Regions from separate parts of the Homo sapiens genome. Here region 2 is linked to region 1. A link is a loop called in an ENCODE intact Hi-C map of the cell type or tissue named here. Cell type or tissue: dorsolateral prefrontal cortex. All regions are shown on one strand. Each heading gives the region's core, and the rest is flanking DNA. Links, peaks and the distances in the headings are about the cores only.

Region 1 (10,106 bases), core at 892-8,891:
TGTTGCATGAATGAAGAAACAAGTGAGAAATCTCTAATGTACTTCACAGATCAGATGAACTCCACGCCGCTCTGCCCCTGCCTACTCTGCTTGCTTTTCTTTGTTTTTTTGCTTTTTGTTTTTTGTTTTTGAGACGGAGTTTCACTCTTGCTGCCCAGGCTGGAGTGCAGTGGCCCGATCTCGGCTCATTGCAACCTCCGTCTCCCAGGTTCAAGCGATTCTCCTGCCTCAGCCTCCCGAGTAGCTAGGATTACAGGCGCCCACCACCACGCCCAGCTAATTTTGTATTTTGAGTAGAGACAGGGTTTCTCCATGTTGGTCAGGCTGGTCTCGAACTCCCGACCTCAGGTGATCCATCGACCTCGGCCTCCCAAAGTGCTGGGATTACATGCGTGAGCCGCCGCACCCAGCCTGCTTGCTTTTCTTTGACTCCCATGTCTTAACCCCAGTGTTTCTCAAACAAGAGTGTTGCAATGGCATTCTGAGGACATTGTGGAGTTGAAGTGGCCTTGGTATGTGGTGACATCCTAGGTTTCTTCAATCCTCATTCCCTTGAGACACTTTTTGACCAAGAGGCTAGAGTAGAGTTATCTTCGGGGGCGGAACTGCTGAGGATGAGAATAGGCAGGGGGATGGACGCGCACCTGCAGCCCTCACACATTGTAACACTCGGTCAAAGTCACCAGGTGTCACAGGCAGAGGAAGGCTGAAGCCCTACTAGACATTCACTGTAAAGACAGGAAACCTGGCCGGGTGCGGTGGCTCACATCTGTAATCCCAACACTTTGGGAGACCAAGGTGGGCAGATCACTTGAGGTCAGAAGTTCAAGACCAGCCTGGCCAACATGGTGAAACCCCATCTCTACTAAATATACAAAAATTAGCTGGGCATGGTGGTGCATGCCTGTAATCCCAGCTACTCAGGAGGCTGAGGCAGGAGAATCCCTTGAACCCAGGAGGCAGAGGTTGTAGTGAGCCAAGATCATGCCATTGCACTCCATCCTGGGTGACAGCGTGAGACTCCATTTCAAAAAAAAAAAGACAGGAAACCTGAGCCTAGGGAGTATAGGTCAGACTCCTTTGGTTGCAAATAATGGAAATCCATCTCAAATAATCCTGAGGGAAAAAGGAAGGCATTGCATTGCTCACATCACTTGGAATTTCAGGGATGATGCTGGTTTTAGATATGGATGGATCTAGACATTCAAATAAGGCCTCAACTTTTCTCCCCCTCTGGCCTGTTGTTTTTCTCTCTGTGTTTGCCCGTAGCAGCCCCTCAGCAAGCAGGCTTTTAGCAAATGACTGCTGCTGACAACCCTCAGATCATACCCTTCCAGTTGCACAGAGTTCTAGCCCTTATGTTTAAGTTTGGGGCAGAGAGGCAGGGTGGTCCCAAGGGAGGAAGTAGGAAATGTTTCCTCTTGTCAAAAAATCAAAAGCTTTCTCAGAAGCCCCAGAGTAGACCTCCCCTTAGGTCTTATTGGTAAAGCTGCAAGGGGGGCTGGGGAAGTGGGAAACAGAGCGTCATTATTGGCTTAGGCATGTAAGAATCTACCACCCAGGGCTGGCCACGAAACTGAAACTGGTGTTTCTTTTTCTTTTTCCTTTTTTTTTTTTTTTTTGAGTCAGAGTCTTTCTCTGTCGCCTAGGGTGGAGTGCAGTGGCACCATCTCGGCTGACTGCAACCTCCACCTCCCGGGTTCAAGCAATTCTCCTGCCTCAGCCTCCCAAGTAGCTGGCACTACAGGTGCATGCCACCACACACGGCTAATTTTTTTGTATTTTTATTAAAGACAGGGTTTCACCATATTGGCCAGGCAGGTCTTGAACTCCTGACCTTGCGATCTGCCCGCCTTGGCCTCCTAAAGTGTTGGGATTACAGGCGTGAGTCACCGCGCCCGGCTTTTTTTTTTTTTTTTTTTTTTTTTTTTAAGACAGAGTTTCGCTTTTGTTGCCCAGGCTGAAGTGCAATGGTGTGATCTCGGCTCACTGTAACCTCTACCTTGTGGGTTCAAGCGATTCTCCTGTCTGAGCCTCCTGAGTAGCTGGGTTTACAGGCACCCACCACCACACCCAGTTAATTTTTTGTATTTTTAGTAGAGACGGGGTTTCACTATGTTGGCCAGGCTGGTCTCAAACTCCTGACCTCAGGCAATCCACCTGCCTTGGCCTCCCACAGTTCTGGGATTACAGGCATGAGCCACCACGTCCAGCCTCTTTTTCTTTCTTTCTTTCTTTCTTTCTTTTTTTTTTTGAGATGGGTCTTGCTCTGTCACCCAGGCTGGAGTGTAGTGGCACAATCTCAGCTTACTGCAGCCTCATCCGCCCAGGCTCAAGCAATCCTCCTACCTCAGCTTCCCAAGGAGCTGGGACTACAGGCGCGCACCACCACACCCAGCTAATTTTTGTATTTTTTGTAGAGATGGTGTATCACTACATTACCCAGCTGGTCTCAAACTCCTGAACTCAAGCAATCCTCCTGCCTTGGCCTCCCAGAGTGCTAGGATTATAGGCATGAGCCACTGTGCCCAGCAAAACTGGTATTTCCTGAGCCAGGAAGGAGGGAGACTGCATTGGGTAGGTCACTAATGGTGTCTACCACAAGAAAATATTGTGAGGCAACCTCACCAGATCTTGTTTTTGTTTTTGTTTTTTTGAGACTGAGTCTCGCTTTGTCGCCCAGACAGGAGTGCACTGGCCCGATCTCAGCTCACTGCAACATCCGCAGGTTGAATCATCCCAAGTTCAAGTGATTCTTCTGCCTCAGCCTCCCAAGTAGCTGGGATTACAGGCGCGCACCATCATGCCCGGCTAATTTTTTGTATTTTTAGTAGAGATGGGGTTTCACCATGCTGACCAGGCTGGTCTCAAACTCCTGAGCTCAAGTGATCCGTCCCCCTTGGCCTCCCAAAGTGCTAGGATTACAGGAGTAAGCCATGGCACCTGGCCACCAGATCTTGTAACAAGGATGAGGAGAAGTTTTACAGAAGTGGAAATGCTAGCTAGCCAGAAACAACTAATGTGCACATTAGAGTTGGGGAACAAGGAGTGAAAGTCAGGAAAAGTGAGTTGAATCAGGGTAGGTGGGCATGGCTCGAAAGGAGAGGATGGTCCAGCTGTGGAAAACACCTGTTGGAACATTTCCGGGAACATACATTTCTTATCTAGAGGATATTCCAGAGCAGGAGCACAACAAATACAGAAAATTCTGGGTGAGCAAGTGACAGGCTCCTCATCACACAAAGAGCCTGAGTTTTTTCTACTGTTTTTGTTCAATCCTCACTCTTTGTTCTCCAAGGTGGCGCTAAACCAAATGAACAAAGATGCAGCTCTGGCCAGGCTCGGTGGCTCACATCTGTAATCCCAGCACTTTGGGAGGCCAAGGCGGGCAGATCACCTGAGGTCAGGAGTTGGAGACCAGCCTGACCAACATGGTGAAACCCCGTTCTCTACTTAAAATACCAAAAATTAACCAGGTGTGGTGGTGAGCGCCTGTAACCTCATCTACTCCAGAGGCTGAGGTAGGAGAATTGCTTGAACCCGGGAGGTGGAGGTTGCAGTGAACCAAGATCGTGCCATCGCATTCCAGCCTGGGCAACAAGAGCAAAACTCCGTCTCAAAAAAAAGAAAAAGAAAAAAAGATGCAACTCAGAAGCACCAAGGAAAGACATGTTCAAAAGTCCTCAGTGGCTCCCTACCAGCCATGAACTCCAGTCCAAATTCTGACTCTGGCCCTACTGTCCTCTCCAGCCTTATCTCTCACTGTAACTCCTCCTCCACCCACTTACAGCAGCTCCTTGCAGCTCCCTAAATCCAGCCCAGACTTTCCTGACTCCAGGATTTTGTCCCTGCTGTCCTCTGTGCCCTTTCCTAGCTGTGATGTCTCTGTGCCTCCGTTTTCTTATCTATAAAATAGGAAGTTCCTCCAAGTTATTGTGAGGTTTACAAAAATGAAATAAAACATGTTACGTGCTTAGAATACTGCCTGGCACACTTTAAATACTCACTATATGTTAACTATTATTATTATTCATGAATCACTGGTTGTTTGTTTGTTTGTTTTCTGAGATGGAGTTTCACTCTTGTTGCCCAGCCTGGAGTGCAATGGAGCGATCTCGGCTCACTGCAACCTCCGCCTCCCAGGTTCAAGTGATTCTCCTGCCTCAGCCTCCCGAGTAGCTGGGATTACAGGCGCCCAACACCAAGTCTGGCTAATTTTTTGTATTTTTATTAGAGACAGGGTTTTATGATGTGGGCCAGGCTGGTCTCAAACTCCTGACCTCAGGTGATCCACCTGCCTCGGCCTCCCAAAGTGCTAGGATTACAGGTGTGAGCCACCGCTCCCAGCCTGTTTGTTGTTTTTAGAGACAGTCTCTCTCTGTCACCCAGGCTGGAGTGCAGTGGCACAATCAAAGCTCACTGCAGCATCTACCTCCGGGGCTCAAGTGATCCTCCTGCCTCAGCCTCCCAAGTAGCTGGGACTACAGGCACACACCACCATGCCTGGCTGACTCTTGGTTTGAAGTATTAACCAACTTGGTGCATGGCACTTGGCATCCACATCACAGTCCTTACCCATTTCTTCTTTGCTGTATCTGTGAATGTGTCTGGAGTGAGCATCACCAGGCCCAGGATAATGCGTGTGGCTCCCTTGGCATCTTGCTCAACTTTGTCTTGAGCGTGCCAAGCACACAGCTGTTTGACCTGAGATGGAAGCCAGCCAGCCTGTCAAGGGGCAGAACCTGTCCATCGAGGACACCTTGGAGAATGAAGTGCTAGGCTGGGCAGAAAGTTCCCTCTTGCTGGCTGAAGGGTCACATTAGGAAATGGAGCGCACCCACAATTTCACAACGAAGCTGTTAGGAAAGTCAGACAAATTCATCCACCGATGGTGTGCGGTTAAGACCTGGCGCCAGACATTTCCCCCAAAAAGGCAGGAACCTGCCACTGCGAAGAGATGAGGATTGAGCCTCCCTCCTGGGCCCAGGAGTAGTGACTCAGCAGGAAGCCAGCCAAGGCCTGAGTCACTCCCTCCCCTACAACCACACCCGGGGTTTTCCTTAAGGGCTTGGAAAGTTCACTGGGAGCTGGAGGTATAAATCTTTGGTACCTGGGTCTACCCAGGCTAATGAAATCATTTATTTAATGATTTAATAGCTTAGTGTTTAAGAGCACAAACTCTGCCTTCCTCAGCAGCTACCTCTGCCTCTTATGCAACCTGGAGCAAGTTTCTTATCATCTCTGGTCACAATTTGCCCATCTGTAAATGGGAACAATAATAGTATCTCCCTCCTAGGAGTGAGAAAACTTAGAATAGTATGTGGCATGTCCATGGGGTTCCTCTAACACACCTGGTCTCACTTTAAGGCCTTTGCATTTGTTGTTTTCTTTTCCCTCCCTTCTCTCTCTCTCTTTTTTTAAGGCACAATCTCACTTTGTCACCCAGGATAGAGTGCAGTGGTGCCATCTCGGCTCACTGCAACCTCTGCTTCCCAGGTTCAAGCAATTCTGCCTCAGCCTCCCAGTAGCTGGGATTACAGGCATACACCACCATGCCTGGCTAATTTTTGTATTTTTGGTAGAGACGGGGTTTCGCCATGTTGGCCAGGCTGGTCTCAAACTCCTGACCTCAGGTGATCCACCCACCTCGACCTCCCAAAGTTCTGGGCTGCAGGTGTGAGCCACCGCGCCTAGCCGCCACATTTGTTGTTTTCTATGCTTAGAATGCTTTTGCCTCAGACAGCCACATGGCCAGCTCTCGCACCTAATTCAGGTATTTACTAAATATTAATCTTCCCAGTGAAGCCTACAATGGCCAACCCTTCTAACTGCTCCTCCTCCAATACTCTTTAACCCCTTTCCCACTTTTCCTCCTTAGCACTTATCACCATCTAGCATGTATCTTCTCTATTGATCTCTCCCCAACCACAATGGATTTTAAGTTCCATTGTTGTCTGTTTTCTTCATTGCTGTATTCCCAAGACCTAGAAAAGTGCCAGCACATAGCAGTTCTCAATATACATATAGGGGGCCAGGCAGGGTGGCTCACTGCCTGTTATTCCAGCACTTTGGGGCTGAGGAGGGAAAATCGCTTCAGCTCAGGAGTTGAAGACCCACCTGGGCAACGTAGTGAGACCCTGTCTCTACAAAATAAAAAAATACAAAAATTAGCCAGGCGTAGGGGTGTCTGCCTATAGTCCCAGCTACTCGGGAGGCTGAGGCATGAGGATTGCTCGAGCTCAGGAGGTCGAGGCTACAGTAAGCCTTGATCATAATGACTATACTCCAGCCTAGGCCACAGAGCGAGAGACCCAGTCTCAAAAAAAAAAAAAAAAAAAAAAAAGACTGGGTTCAGTGGCTTACATCTTTAATCCTACCACTTCAGAAGACTAAGGCAGGAGAACCACTTGAGCTCAGGAGTTTGAGACCTGCCTGGGCAAGATAGTGAAAATCTGTCTCTACTAAAAAAAAAAAAGGCCGGGAGCAGTGGCTCACGCCTGTAATGCCAACACTTTGGGAGGCCGAGGCGGGCGGATCACCTGAGGTCAGGAGTTGGAGACCAGCCTGACCAACATGGTGAAACCCCGTCTCTACTAAAAATACAAAAATTAGTCGGGCGTGATGGCACATACCAGTAGTCCCAGCTATTCAGGAGGCTGAAGCAGGAGAATCACTTGAACTCAGGAGGTAGAGGTTGCCGTGAGCTAAAATTGTGCCACTGCACTCCAGCCTGGGTGGGCAACAAAGCAAGACTCCGTCTCCAAAAATGAAAAACTTAAAAAAAAAAACCCTCAGCCTGGCCAACATGGTGAAACCCTGTCTCTACCAAACAATCCAAAAATTAGCCAGGTGTGGTGGCATGCGCCTATAGTCCCAGCTACTTGGGAGGCCGAGGCAAGAGAATTGCTTGAACCCAGGAGGCAGAGGTTGCAGTGAGCCAAGACTGCGCCACTGCACTCCAGCCTGACCGACAGAGTAAGACTCTGTCTCACAAAAAAAAAAAATTAGTCAAGTATGGTTGCACACGCTTGTAGTTCCTGCTATCCTGCTATTCGGGAGTCCGAGGTGGGAGAATCACTTGAGCCCCAGCAAAACAAAACAACCAACCAACTATATGTGTGTGTGTGTTTGTGTGTGTGTGTGTGTACATACACCTATGTGGAATGAATGGAAATGAATGTCAACTTATTCACCATTTTTTTTTAGGCAGATGGCCAATAAATACTGTATGTGAATCAACAGACAGTGGTGAGAACCAAGGAAGTTTTCAACCCCCACCTAAAGGCATTTAAATTCAAATTTAAAAGAGAACTTAATTTAGATTCAAAAGATAACCAGCCAACCACCTCTCTAGGCTGCATTCCCTGGTTCCAGTCTGTAACTGTAAATTTCTCTTATCTCCCACTTGATCTTTCTGATTTTAAAATATCCAAATATTAATATGATTCAGAGCCCTTTATTCTTCTGAAAATGTTTTTCCTCCATGAGGGCACTACCATGACATCAAGACCCCAGGTGGCTTCACAGGTTCAACAGTCAGTTCCAATCCTTACTAGCTGCTCTATTCTGGGCTAATGTGCTGCCCTTTTAATTCCTCCAAGATTCAGCTGGGGGTAACTCACCAGTGCCTTCCCAAAGCCTAGCAGAGCTCCTGACACAAGGGAATGAGTGAGGGAGTGAATGAAAACGTGATGGCTCAGAGGAGGCAGTCACAAGGGCCCACGGTATCTTCTTAGTCTCCATTATTGAATCTTAGTCTCCATTATTTAATCTCCAGTAACCTCCTAGGGAGGAACCACTGTCCAGTTGGAATCTCCCTCCAGGAATACTATTTCTCCCTGACTCCCCAAGGGTGAAGGTCTGCTAAAAAGACACCCAATTCACATCACTAAAAAGAACTCCTAGCGCAGTCCGCTGCAACTGCGAGATTGGGGTGACCCCACCCTCGTCCTCAAAGACAATGGGCGGGGATTTGCCCTGAGTTCTCAGAAAGGCCCTCCTGGTGACTTTTCCAAACAAAGCCAGGCAGCTCCAAAAGTAGGGAGGCTTCAGTCCTAGACACGGAAATCGCCGGGACTCCTCCCACCCTCCCCACCTCCGCCACGTGGCATTTTCTCATTAAAAGAGAAGGAATTAAGTCCCCGTGTCACACCCCGCCCCCCCCCCCACACACACACATAGATGGAGAAATGGAGCCTACATGGCTTTAAATTAGAATTTTCACCAGCTGTGTGGCCTTGGAGTTCTCTGAGCCTGTGTCTTTTCAGCTGTGAAAAAGCAAGAATAATGGAGTGACCTAATTGGTTGCTGGGAAAACTAAATGCAAACCACGCCTTCTCCTGACTTGGCCCACCCCCACCCTTAGCCTGTCCCCCTCCCTCTCTCTGTCTTCCCCCCACCCCCTCCCACCTATAATAATTGCCATTATTAGCCGAGCGGGTGGCTCACGCCTGTAAGCCCAGCACTTTGGGAGGCCGAGGCGGGTGGATCACCTGAGGTCGGGAGTTCGAGACCAGCCTGACCAACATGGAGAAACCCCGTCTCTACTAAAAATATAAAATTAGCCGGGCATGGTGGCGCATGCCTGTAATCCCAGCTACTCGGGAGGCTGAGGCAGGAGAATCGCTTGAACCCGGGAGGCGGAGGTTGCAGTGAGTGGAGATCACGCCATTGCACTCCAGCCTGGGCAACGATAGCGAAACTCCGACTCTAAAAGAAAATAGTAATACTAATAATAATTGCCATTATTATTGTTATTAGGGTTACTCCAGTGAATGTGAAACCAAGACAGCCAGCCCCACGCCAGCTCTCAGTACCCACCGCCACCCTGCCTCTTAAAGCAAAGAACTTGGAAAAGCAAATTCACTGTAACAGATGCGTGTCTGTGCAGCTTCACTGAGATTTCAGCAGACCCCGTGTGTGTGTGTGTGTGTGTGTGTGTGTGTGTGTGTGTGTGTGTGTGTGTTAAACAGGTCTCACTGTGTTGTCCAGGCTGGAGTACAGTGACGTGATCTCAACTCACTGCAACCTCCGCCTCCCAGGTTCAAGTGAGTCTCCTGCCTCAGCCTCCCAAGTAGCTGGGATTACAGGTGCCCGCCACCACGACTGGCTAATTTTTGTATTTTTAGTAGAGACAGGGTTTCACCATGTTGGCCCAGGCTGGTCTCAAATTCCTGAACTCAAGTGATCCGCCCGTCTCAGCCTCTCAAAATGCTGGGATTACAGGCTTGAGCCACCGCGTTCGGCCATAATTATCCTTTTTTAAAAAAGTAATTTTGTTTTGTTGAGCCCAGATCTTTCTCTATCACCCAGGCTGGAGTGCAGTGGCATGATCACGGCTCACTGCAGCCTCAATCTTCCCAGCTCAAGTGACCTCAGCCTACAGGTGTGCTCGCGCCATCACACTCAGCTAATTTTTTTCTTTTTTGTGGAGATGAAGTGTCACTATGTTGCCCAGGCTGGTCTCAAACTCCTGGGCTCAAGCAATTTTCCCTCCTCAGCCTCCCAAAGTGCTGGGATTACAGGCATGAACCACCTTGCCTGGCCATAATCATCATTTTTATAGAAACCTTACATGATCACAGCTCATTGACGAAGGAGTGAATATTTTTAGGCAATTTCTGCCAGAAACAACGGTGTGAAGACATCACAGGAATCACCTGACAGTCCTGCAACCTTGAACACATCACTCATCCTTCTGCTGACCCCAGTGGTAGGTTTCACAATCTGTTTGCTCCTCTGTCCCTCCCACTAACTAACCTGCCAGCACCAAGGGCTGAGATGAGTTTTGCTCCTGCATGCAGTTCCTGATCCTCGGTGTCTAGCACCCAACGGTGCTGAATAAATACCGCTTGGCTGTAAGTGTGAACAAAGGCCATCTAGAGAGGTTTTCTCTTGCCTCTCCATCCCTCCCCATCTGGGGATGGGGAGGAGTAGGGCAGAGCTTCCCACTTTCTTCTTGTTCCCCTCCTGCCCATGGGGTCTTGAGAACTGGGCATCTGGCCCTCTGTAGCCTGACAGTTCTTCCTCTTTCTCTTTGTCATTGACAATACAGTCTTTGACCACTAAACATGAAGTGGCTCCGAGGGTAGTGAATCTAGGACAGA
Region 2 (10,106 bases), core at 1,286-9,285, 63 kb after region 1:
CTGAAACAGTTATGCAACGGAGGCTTTGGCTCAGTCTGTCTGCAAGAGCTACATTGAATCTTGCCACCCACTCCTGCATCTTACCCAGTCTTCCACATACCTGCCACGAGCCATGCTTAACTCTTTGTCATGTTCTCAGTTCCCATGGCATCTTTGCATTTGCTGTTCCCTGAGCATTTGCTGTTTCCTCTGCTTGAAATACCCTTCACTCCCTTTTCCCCCTGGCTATCTCCTCTTCAGCCCAAGGGACATCTCTTCTAAGAAGCTTTCTGTAACCCCTTAGGGAAAATTAGTATCTTTTATACATATATATATATATATATGTTTTTTGTTTGTTTGTTTGTTTGTTTAAAGGTGCAGTCTCACTCTGTCACGCAGGCTGGAGTGCAGTGGCATGATCTTGGCTCACTGCAACCTCTGCCTCTGAGTTCAAGCGATTCTCCTACCTCAGCCTCCAGAGTAGCTGGGATTACAGGTGTGCACCACCACGCCCAGCTAATTTTTGTATTTTTAGTAGATACACAGTTTTACCATGTTGGCCAGGCTGGTCTCGAACTCCTGACCTCAGGTGATCTGTCCACCTCAGCTTCCCAAAGTGCTGGGATTATAGGTGTGAGCCACCATGTCTGGCCTCATTATTTTATTTTTAATTGACAAATAACAATTGTATATATTTATGGGGTACAATATGATGTTTTGCTATATGTTCACAATGTGGAATGATTCAATCCTGCTACTTAACAAATTCATCACCTCATATAGTAATCTTTTTTTTTGTGGTGAAAACATTTAAAATCTATTCTTCTATAAATCAACACTTTTAAAGAATAGAAGAGCTGCTCTCTTTCCTGGAAGCAGGGAGCTGTGCAGAATGACTAGCGATGTTAGAATTCTCTGATTCTTTTTTTCATGTTAGAATGGCATAAGATCATAAGTTTTGAGATTTAAAAGGGACTTTGAAGACCCTTTGAAAATCCAAGCTTTCACTCTACCCATATCCTGATTTGATTCATATCTCTCTGTCATTATATTCCTGGAGAGCACAGGTGGAATACAATCCAAAATAGCTTTCCTTAGAAGGGTTTGGTCCTGTGAATACCTTCCCCAAGGATCATGTGGTGTAAACACCTTCATTTGAGGAAAATGATATCTAAATACATGCTCCCCACAGATGCGTCCAGTGCTTTATGGTTTATAAAATTGTCCTCCTTACAGTTTCTAACTCAATAAGGGATAACTCAGTGGCTTAAAGGTCATTCATCAAGGATAATTCGTCCAGGTCACCAGCTTGTTAATGGTGGAACTTAGGCCAGAACTCCTGGTGGAATGCACTTTATCCCTCACCCTGATACTTTCTTATTGAAAATTATTCTGAAATACTACTTGTACAATTTTGAGCAGAAGTGATGGCCATATCCAGGGATAATATAGAAGTAAGTTAAAGATTCCGATGTTTACAATGAAATTAGCAAAGCGTTTCTTGAAGTGGGCACAATCCATACAGCCCTTAACAAGGAAATGTTAGAGATGTTTTGAAGCTGAGAATTAACCAGTAACACCAAAGCCAGTGATGTTTTGCCTTATTTCAAAGCACTTCAGAGGCATCCTTCACAGGGCAGGATATGTTGTAAGCAGTGCTTGCTTCTCAAACACTGATATGTATAGAGGCATCTCAGGATCATGGTAAATGCAGATTCTGATTCTCAAGGTCTTGGGTAGGGCCCGAGATTATGCATTCCTAACAAGCTTCCAAGATTTGCCAAGGCTGCTGGTCCATGGACCACACCACAGGCAGCAAGTTGTAACGAAAGAACATCAGAGTTGGAAGCGTAAGACTTAGACCCAAGTTTCAGTTGTGCATTGATGAGTCCTGTGAACTTGGTCAGATTTCACTCTGAGTCTGTTTCCTTACCTGTAAAATAGGTTTATAATCATATCTCTATATGCACCAAGAGCCTTGAGACTGTTGTCCACCATTCCTTTCCTAGTACTCCATCCTAAACATGTGTACAGATGTATGTGTGGGAGCATTTTTTAGCAAACATGTTCATCACAATACTTTTTTTTTTTTCATTTTTCTTTTCTTTTTTTTTTTTTTTGAGACAGAGTCTCACTCTGTCACCCAGGCTGGAGTGCAGTGGTGTGATCTTAGCTCATTGCAACCTCCACCTCTTGGGTTCAAGCGATTCTCATGCCTCAGCCTCCTGAGTAACTGAAACTACAGGCACGTGCCACCATGCCTGGCTAATTGTTGTATTTTTAGTAGAAACAGGGTTTCATCATATTGGCCAGGCTGGTCTCGAATTCCTGGCCTCAAGTGATCCACCCGCCTCAGCCTCCCAAATTGCTGGGATTACAGGCATGGGCCACCATGCCTAGCCCTCAATACTTTTGTAATAGTGATAAAAAAGAAGCAACCTAAATAACGAAGATCAGGAAAACATTTTCTTTCTTTTTTTTTTTTTTCTACTCACCATGGAATCAGAAGGTAAAATATTTTAGTAAGCTAAAATATATCCATTAAATTGAATATTAGGCAGTCATTTCCAATCTTGTCTAGGGAGAAGATATACACAGAATACTATGAATATACATGGAATATTAAGCAGCTATTTAAAATCATGTCTAAGGAGAAGTATATCGAAAAATGCTCATGAGATAACAAATTTTTTCTTTTTTGGAGACGGAGTCTTGCTCTGTCACCCAGGCTGGAGTGCAATGGCGCGATCTTGGCTCACTGCAACCTCTGCCTCCCGGGTTCAAGCAATTCTCCTTCCTCAGCCTCCCAAGTAGCTGGGATTATAGGCACCCACCACCATGCCTGGCTAGTTTTTGTGTTTGTTTTGTTTTGTTTTGTTTTTTGAGACAGAGTCTCTGTCACCCAGGCTGGAGTACAGTGGTGCCATCTCGGCTTACTGTAACCTCCACCTCCCAGGTTCAAGTGATTCTCCTGACTCAGCCTCCCGAGTAGCTGGGATTAAAGGTGTGCACCACCACACCTGGCTAATTTTTTTTTTTTTTGTATTTTGTTAGTAGAGATGGGGTGTCACCGTGTTGGCCAGGCTGGTCTCGCACTCCTGACCTCAGGTGATCCACCCGCCTCAGCCTCCCAACGTGCCGGGATTACAGGCGTGAGCCACTGTGCCTGGCCAACATAAATTTTTTAAGCCAAAATACAAAATTGGCTGTATCCATAGAATAACCACAACCACCACACTAAATATATAAAATCCCTGGCCTGGCTCACTCACAGGAACACTGAGAATAAAATGAGACATTATTTTATTTATTTTTTTTTTTGAGACAAAGTCTCACTCTGTTGCCCATCCTGGAGTGCAATGACCAGATCTCAGCTCACTGCAACCTCCGCCTCCCAGGTTCAAGCAATTCTCCTGCCTCAGCCTCTCAAGTAGCTGGGACTACAGGCATGCACCACCACACCTGGTTAATTTTTTTTTGTATTTTTAGTAGAGACTGGATTTCAGCATGTTGGCCAGGCTGGTCTCGAACTCCTGACTTCAGGTGATCCACCCACCTCAGCCTCCTAAAATGCTGGGATTACAGGCCTGAGCCACCGTGCCCGGCTGAGAAATTAATTTATAACTTACTACATAACTATGAGGCATCACTACAATTATTTTCTAATGGTGTTGATAAAATCCAGGTCAGGTTTTGTCTCGTGCTGTGGCAGGCTGCCCTAATTCTGCAACATAACATTTCCTAGAAGCGCTGGCTTCTTCTTAGCAGGAAGTATCCATTCTGACTATGCTTGAAAATATGAATTCAAGAATCTCAACTAAGAATCTCTCAACTAAGGGCTTTCAAGAAAAGCAAAGCAAAGAATGTGTGTTTCCTACTTCTGTCGTTACCCTTTAGAAAGAGGAAGAAGGGGACGATTTTTAAACAAGTTTTCTGGACAAACTATTTAAAAGGAGAGAATCAAAGCACAGGAGTGGTTTTAAGATCAAATAGTCTTGGGTTTGAGTTCCCAATTTGTCACTTATTGGTTGTGGAACTTTGAAGTTTGAATAAGTGGAACTTTGAAGTTTGAATAAGTTAAACTTATTGGTTGTGGAACTTTGAACAAGTCAAACACCAGTTTCTCTGAGCTTCAATTTCCAAATCTGTAAAACAACTCTAGTTGTTTAACTCTTAAGGTTGTTTAGTATTATCTAGTATTTATCTCTTAAGGTTGTTTGAGGATGAAATGAAATAATTAATGAAAAGTGCTGAGTATAGTGTCTGGTACACAGCAGATTCTCAATAAATCATAGCTAATTGTAGAGGAGGAGTTCTAGGGTGGCCTCCTCTACAATTAGCTACATTCACACCCTGCATGGGTGTGAGTAGGACCTTTGACTTGCTTGTAACCAATAGAATGTGATAAAGATGTTTAAAGTTATGATCATATACGTAAGGGTCCATCCTGCTAGCATACATGCTAGAGAGACTGTCACTCCATTGCTGGCTTGAAAGAAGTAAGCTGCCATGCTATGAGAGGGGGCCCATGGAGAGGGTCCCATGGCAAGGAACTGTGGGCAGTCTCTGGTAGCTAAGAACAGCCCACCTGCAGCCAGCAAGAAAACAGAGACCTCAGTCACACAACCATAAAAAAATGAGGCCAGGCACCGTGGCTCACGCCTGTAATCCCAGCACTTTGGGAGGCCGAGGCGGGCGAATCACCTGAGGTCGGGAGTTCGAGACCAGCCTGACCAACATGGAGAAACCCTGTCTGTACTAAAAATACAAAAAATTAGCCAGGCGTGGTGGCACGTGCCTGTAATCTCAGCTACTCAGGAGGCTAAGGTAGGAGAATCACTTGAACCCGGGAGGCGGAGGTTGCAGTGAGCCGAGATCGTGCCATTGCACTCTAACCTGGGCGACAAGAGTGAAACTCCATCTCAAAAAAAAAGAAAAAGGGAAAAAGAAAATGAATCCTCCCAACAGCCTGAATGAGCCTGGAAGTTAATTAATTCATAGTGGAGCCTCGAGGTTAGAATGCAGCCGCCTTGATTGAAGCTTTGTGAGACCCTGAGTGGAAGACCCAGCAAGGCCATGCCCAGGCTCCTGACACACAGGGCTGTGAGACAATCTATGTGTTGTGTTCAGCCTCTAGATTTGTGGTCATTAGTTACACAGCAATAGAAAACCAATACATATGTCTTCTCAGCCTTTTGGCTAAGATCAAGTGTAGAAAACCAATACGTAATATAAAGCAGATAATCAACACTCAGCCTGTAGCCATTGCTTGCCATCAACAGGTTCATCTTCCTTCTGCCAGTGTTTTAATGAGCACACTATTGTGTTGGGGCAGAATTCAAGAACTGGAGACAGAACCTACTCATGTTGAGTAGAGGAGGCAGAGATGAAAACCGAAAAATTACAATAAAGGGCAATAAGTGTTATGATTAAGATGCTTTTGTTGTGGTAAAATTAGCATAACATAAAATTCACCCTTTCAGCCAGGTGCGGTGGCTCACACCTGTAAACCCAGCACTTTGGGAGGCTGAGGTGAGAGGAACACTTGGGCTCAGGAATTCAAGACCAGCCGAGGCAACATAGTGAGATCTTATCTCTCTCTAAAAAAAAAAAAAGGCCAGGCATAGTGGCTCACGCCTGTAATCCCAGCACTTTGGGAGGCCAAGACAGGTGGATCACCTGAGGTCAGGAGTTCGAGACCAGCCTGGCAAATATGGTGAAACCCAATCTCAACTAAAAATACAAAAAATTAGCCAGGTGTGGTGGCGCACGCCTATAGTCCCAGCTATTCAGGAGGCTGAGACAGGAGAATCGCTTGAACCTGGGAGGCAGAGGTTGCATTGAGCTGAGACCTCACCATTGCACTCTAGCCTGGGCAAGAAGAGCAAAACTCTGCCTCAAAAAAAAATCGCCCTTTAAATTATTTTAAAGTGTGCAATTCAGTGGCATTTAGCACATTCCTACACTGTTGTGCAGCCATTACCACTGTCTAGCTCTAGAACATTTTCATTGCCCCAAAAGGAAACTCCATAGACATTAGGCAGTGACTCCCCATTCTCCACTTCCCCCAGCCCCTGGCTAATCTGCTTCTCTCTCTATGGATTTGCCTATTCTGGACATTTCAGACATACGTGTATTGTATGATATATGGAATCATAAAATATGTAGCCTTTTGTGTCTGGCTTCCTTCACTTAGCATGTTTCTAAGATTCATCCAAGTTGTATAATAGCATGTATCATGTATCTTAATTCCTTTTTATGGCTGAATGATATACTTTTTAAAACATATGTATGTATTTATATATTTATTTAGAGACAGGGTCTTGCTCTTTTGCCCAAGCTGGAGTGCAGTGGTATAATCATTGCTCACTATAAACTCAAACTCCTAGGCGCAGCAATCCTCCTGTCTCAGATCCTCCTGTAGGACAACAGATATACACCACCACACCCAGCTACCTGCTGGAATTATTCAAACTAGCCAATCCTAAACTGCTTTTTTTTTTCCTTTTTTCTTTCTTTCTTTTTTTTTTCTGTCACCCAGGCTGGAGTGCAGTGGCACAATCTCGGCTTATTGCAACCTCCACCTCCTGGGTTCAAGAGATTCTCCTGCCTCAGCTTCCTGAGTACCTGGGATTACAGGTACCCGCCACCACACCCAGCTAATTTTTGTATTTTTAGTGGACATGGGGTTTCACCATGTTGGCCAGGCTGGTCTGGAACTCCTGACTTCAGGTGATCCACCCGCCTAGGCCTCCCAAAGTGCTGGGGTTACAGGCGTGAGCCACCGTGCCTGGTCTGCTTTTTTTTTTTTTTTTTCCTATTCATATTTAATGTATCCAACTGATCTAAACAGTTTACCCAACCATGCTTTGATTTTTCTGCTGAAACCCCAATAAAGGCTGTGGCCTATGCCTTCCCCTCACTCCTTTCTGCCTCCTGACCAAACCTGGTGTTTCTCCATTTGGGTCTGCATGTGAGGCGTGCCATGCCCACTTCTCTGGGGAAATGTAAGTAATAAACAATTCTTTCGGCTGGGCGTGGTGGCTCACGCCTGTAATCCCAGCACTTTGGGAGGCATAAGTGGGTGGATCACGAGGCCAGGAGTTCAAGACCAGCCTGGCCAATATGGTGAAACCCCGTAGAGATGGGGTTTCAAAAATTAGCTGGGTGTGGTGATGCGTGCTTGTAGTCCCAGCTACTCAGGAGGCTGAGGCAGAAGAATCGCTTGAACCCGGGAGGCGGAGGTTGCAGCGAGCCAAGATCTGGCCACTGCACTCCAGCCTTGGTGACAGAGTGAGACTCCATCTCAAAATAAATAAATAAATTAATAAATAATAATAAATTAATTATTATTTCAATGGCATGGACTTCTCCATGTCATCATGCAGTCACCTCCATAAGTTAAAAAATCCTGCAGGTAGGCCGGGCGCGGTGGCTCATGCTTGTAATCCCAGCATTTTGAGAGGCCAAGGCGGGCGGATCACGAGGTCAGCAAATCGAGAGAGACCATCCTGGCTAACACGGTGAAACCCTGTCTCTACTAAAAATACAAAAAAAAAAAAAAATTAGCTGGGCGTGATGGCAGGCGCCTGTAGTCCCAGCTACTTGGGAGGCTGAGGCAGGAGAATGGCATGAACCCGGGAGGCGGAGCTTGCGGTGAGCCGAGATCGCACCACTACACTCCAGCTTGGGCGACACAGCGAGACTCCATCTCAAAAAAAAAAAAAATCCTGCAGATATAATTGAGACTTGAATTTCCTATTCAAAGGAAATAGTGGGTTTGTTTGTTTGTTTGTAGAGATGGGGTCTTGTTATGTTGCCCAGGCTGGTCTCGAATTCCTGGGCTCAAGGGATCCTCCTGCAGGGGCCTCCCAAAGTCCTAAGATTACAAGGATCAGCCACCACACCAGTCTGAATTTCTTTTTTGACCAAAGCTAATTTGAAGTTTCAGTCACTTGCAACTTAAAGAATCCAGACTAATACCTACATATCCACAGGTTCTATCTCAAACTCTAAAATCTACACTTTTTTTTCTTTTAAGATGGCGTCTCGCTCTGTCCCCCAGGCTGGAGTGCAGTGGCATGATCTCGGCTCACTGTAACCTCCACCTCCTGGGTTCAAGGGATCCTCCTGCCTCAGCCTTCCGAGTGCTGGGATTACAGGCATGCACCACCATTCCCGGCTAATTTTTTTTTTTTTTTTTTTTTTTTTTTGTATTTTTAGGAGGGATGGGGTTTCACCATGCTGGCCAGGCGGGTCTCAAACTCCTGACCTCAAGTGATCTGCCCTCCTCAGCCTCCCAAAGTGCTGGGATTACAGGCGTGAGCCACCGCCTAGAATCTGCATCTGAATAAGATCATTCTTTTGTAGCTAACCATGCATAGACCCCAGGCTAGAGATTGAGAACCCTTTTGGGGGGCACAAAAGGCCATGACAAGTTAACAAGCATAAGCAGGTGGAATGAAATAATGATCCGATTTGGGTTTCAGGAAAATTACTTCTAGCAGTTGTTTTGGAAGATGGATCAAGAGGGTAAGAGATGAGAGAGAGGCCACTCCCGGGCCTGACCACGCCACACACAGACTGGTGGGGCAAATTCCCCAAGCTCTTGTGCCATTCCCAGGCCACTGGGTATAAAAGGAAAAGGAAGGGATGTGGGCATTTGCTGACGCCCAGAGCCGGGTCTGCTCCCTTTGTGCTACTTGCCCAAGAGGGCGTATTTTTGGGAAGGGGTGTGTTCTGAAAGTAAGGAGGAAGTCGCCACCCCATTGGAAAGAATCTGCCACCCTGCCTTCCAGCTGAAATATCAGATAGTCTGTTCTTCTCTGGGCCAGCAGAGAACTGGAATGTCCAAGGATTTTTTTTGTTGTTGTTGTTTTCTTTTTTTTTTCTTTCCTTCTTTTTGAAAGACTGCATGAAAGAACATGATGTTTTAGGTTCACAAAGGGAAAAAAGATAAGGGAAAAGTGGCAAGTTAGAAAGCCCATTGTGTATGTTATCTCTGTTATTTTAGAATAAAAAAATAAGTATGGCAGACTGGGATCACAGTTCATGCCAGCCTGGTCCAAAATTGTTGCTTTTATCCTTTTCCCTTGGTGTTCCATTTTGGCAGAGGGTTTTCCTCAGGAGCTTTCTGGTACTCAGAACCACACTGCCTGGCTAAGGAAGAGACTGGGAGGCCCCAGGGCAGCTTTAGCTCTTAGGGGCAGACACACATTAGCTAAGCTCATAAACCCGATTGGATGAAACTGGAATGCCAATTTATTTAACAGTAGACTTTGTTTTTTTGTTTGTTTGTTTGTTTGTTTTGTTTTGTTTTTTGAGACAGACTCTTGCTGTGTCACCCAGGCTGGAGTAGAGTGGTGGCACAATCTTGGCTCACTGCAACCTCTGCCTCCTGGGTTCCAGCTATTCTCATGCCTCAGCCTCCCTTATAGCTGGGATTACAGGTGTGCACCATCACACTTGGCTAATTTTTGTATTTTTAGTAGAGACAGGGTTTCACCATGTTGGCCAGGCTGGTCTTGAACTCCTGACCTCAAGTGATCCACCTGCCTCAGCCTCCCAAAGTGCTGGGATTACAGTTATAACAGTAGACTTTGAACTGTAGACTTTGGCTAGCTGAGCTGGAGCTCAGACATTTAATGTAGCCAAATTCTCCAGTAAATAATCATAATGATGAAAGTAATAATAAGAGCTAACATTTACTGGGCACCTAATATGTGCTAGTCACTATGTTAAACACTTACATGAATTTTTTTCACTTAAACTGAAGTAGGTACTTTTGTTATCCTCATTTACAGATGAGAAAATTGCAACACAAGGAAGGTAAGTAATTTGCCCAAGGTCATATGTCAACTCCCCATCTAGCCCTTGAACTGGAAGTGAAACTCTGTGAACAGAAAGTTGACAGAAAACTTGGATGAGAGACTTTGTGGGGGCACAAGCAGAGCTGCTCTGGAGTACAAACAGAGCAGATGACATTCTCCCCACTTCCTCTCCCCAAGGCAGGTGGTTTTAGAAGGCTGGAGAGATGGCCTGGGCACACACTTCGGTGTCCCCACATTGAGTCCCTTCAACTTTGGCCACCATGAGGCTCCATCAGCTGGCTTCATGGGCCAGGGACC

What was found. Peaks named below come from ENCODE experiments on the same cell type or tissue, not always from the same donor. Only the 100,000 strongest peaks of a DNase experiment are listed, where the experiment ranks them.
Region 2: a loop joins it to region 1, with 4 times the contacts of the local background. A loop is called at or near these places in 5 of 110 quality-filtered maps.

What each region holds. Positions count from the first base shown.
Region 1 is chr11:47,942,018-47,952,123 of GRCh38, reverse strand. No RefSeq gene overlaps it. Among named protein-coding and RNA genes, the nearest start is that of PTPRJ, 33 kb to the left of the region's middle. RefSeq lists enhancers at 4,408-5,607, 7,873-8,167 and a silencer at 5,443-5,608. In dorsolateral prefrontal cortex, for the core only: no CTCF peak of the experiment used is centred there; a DNase peak (open chromatin) is centred at 4,983.
Region 2 is chr11:47,879,884-47,889,989 of GRCh38, reverse strand. It overlaps the pseudogene LOC124902844. Among named protein-coding and RNA genes, the nearest start is that of NUP160, 37 kb to the right of the region's middle. In dorsolateral prefrontal cortex, for the core only: no CTCF peak of the experiment used is centred there; no DNase peak of the experiment used is centred there.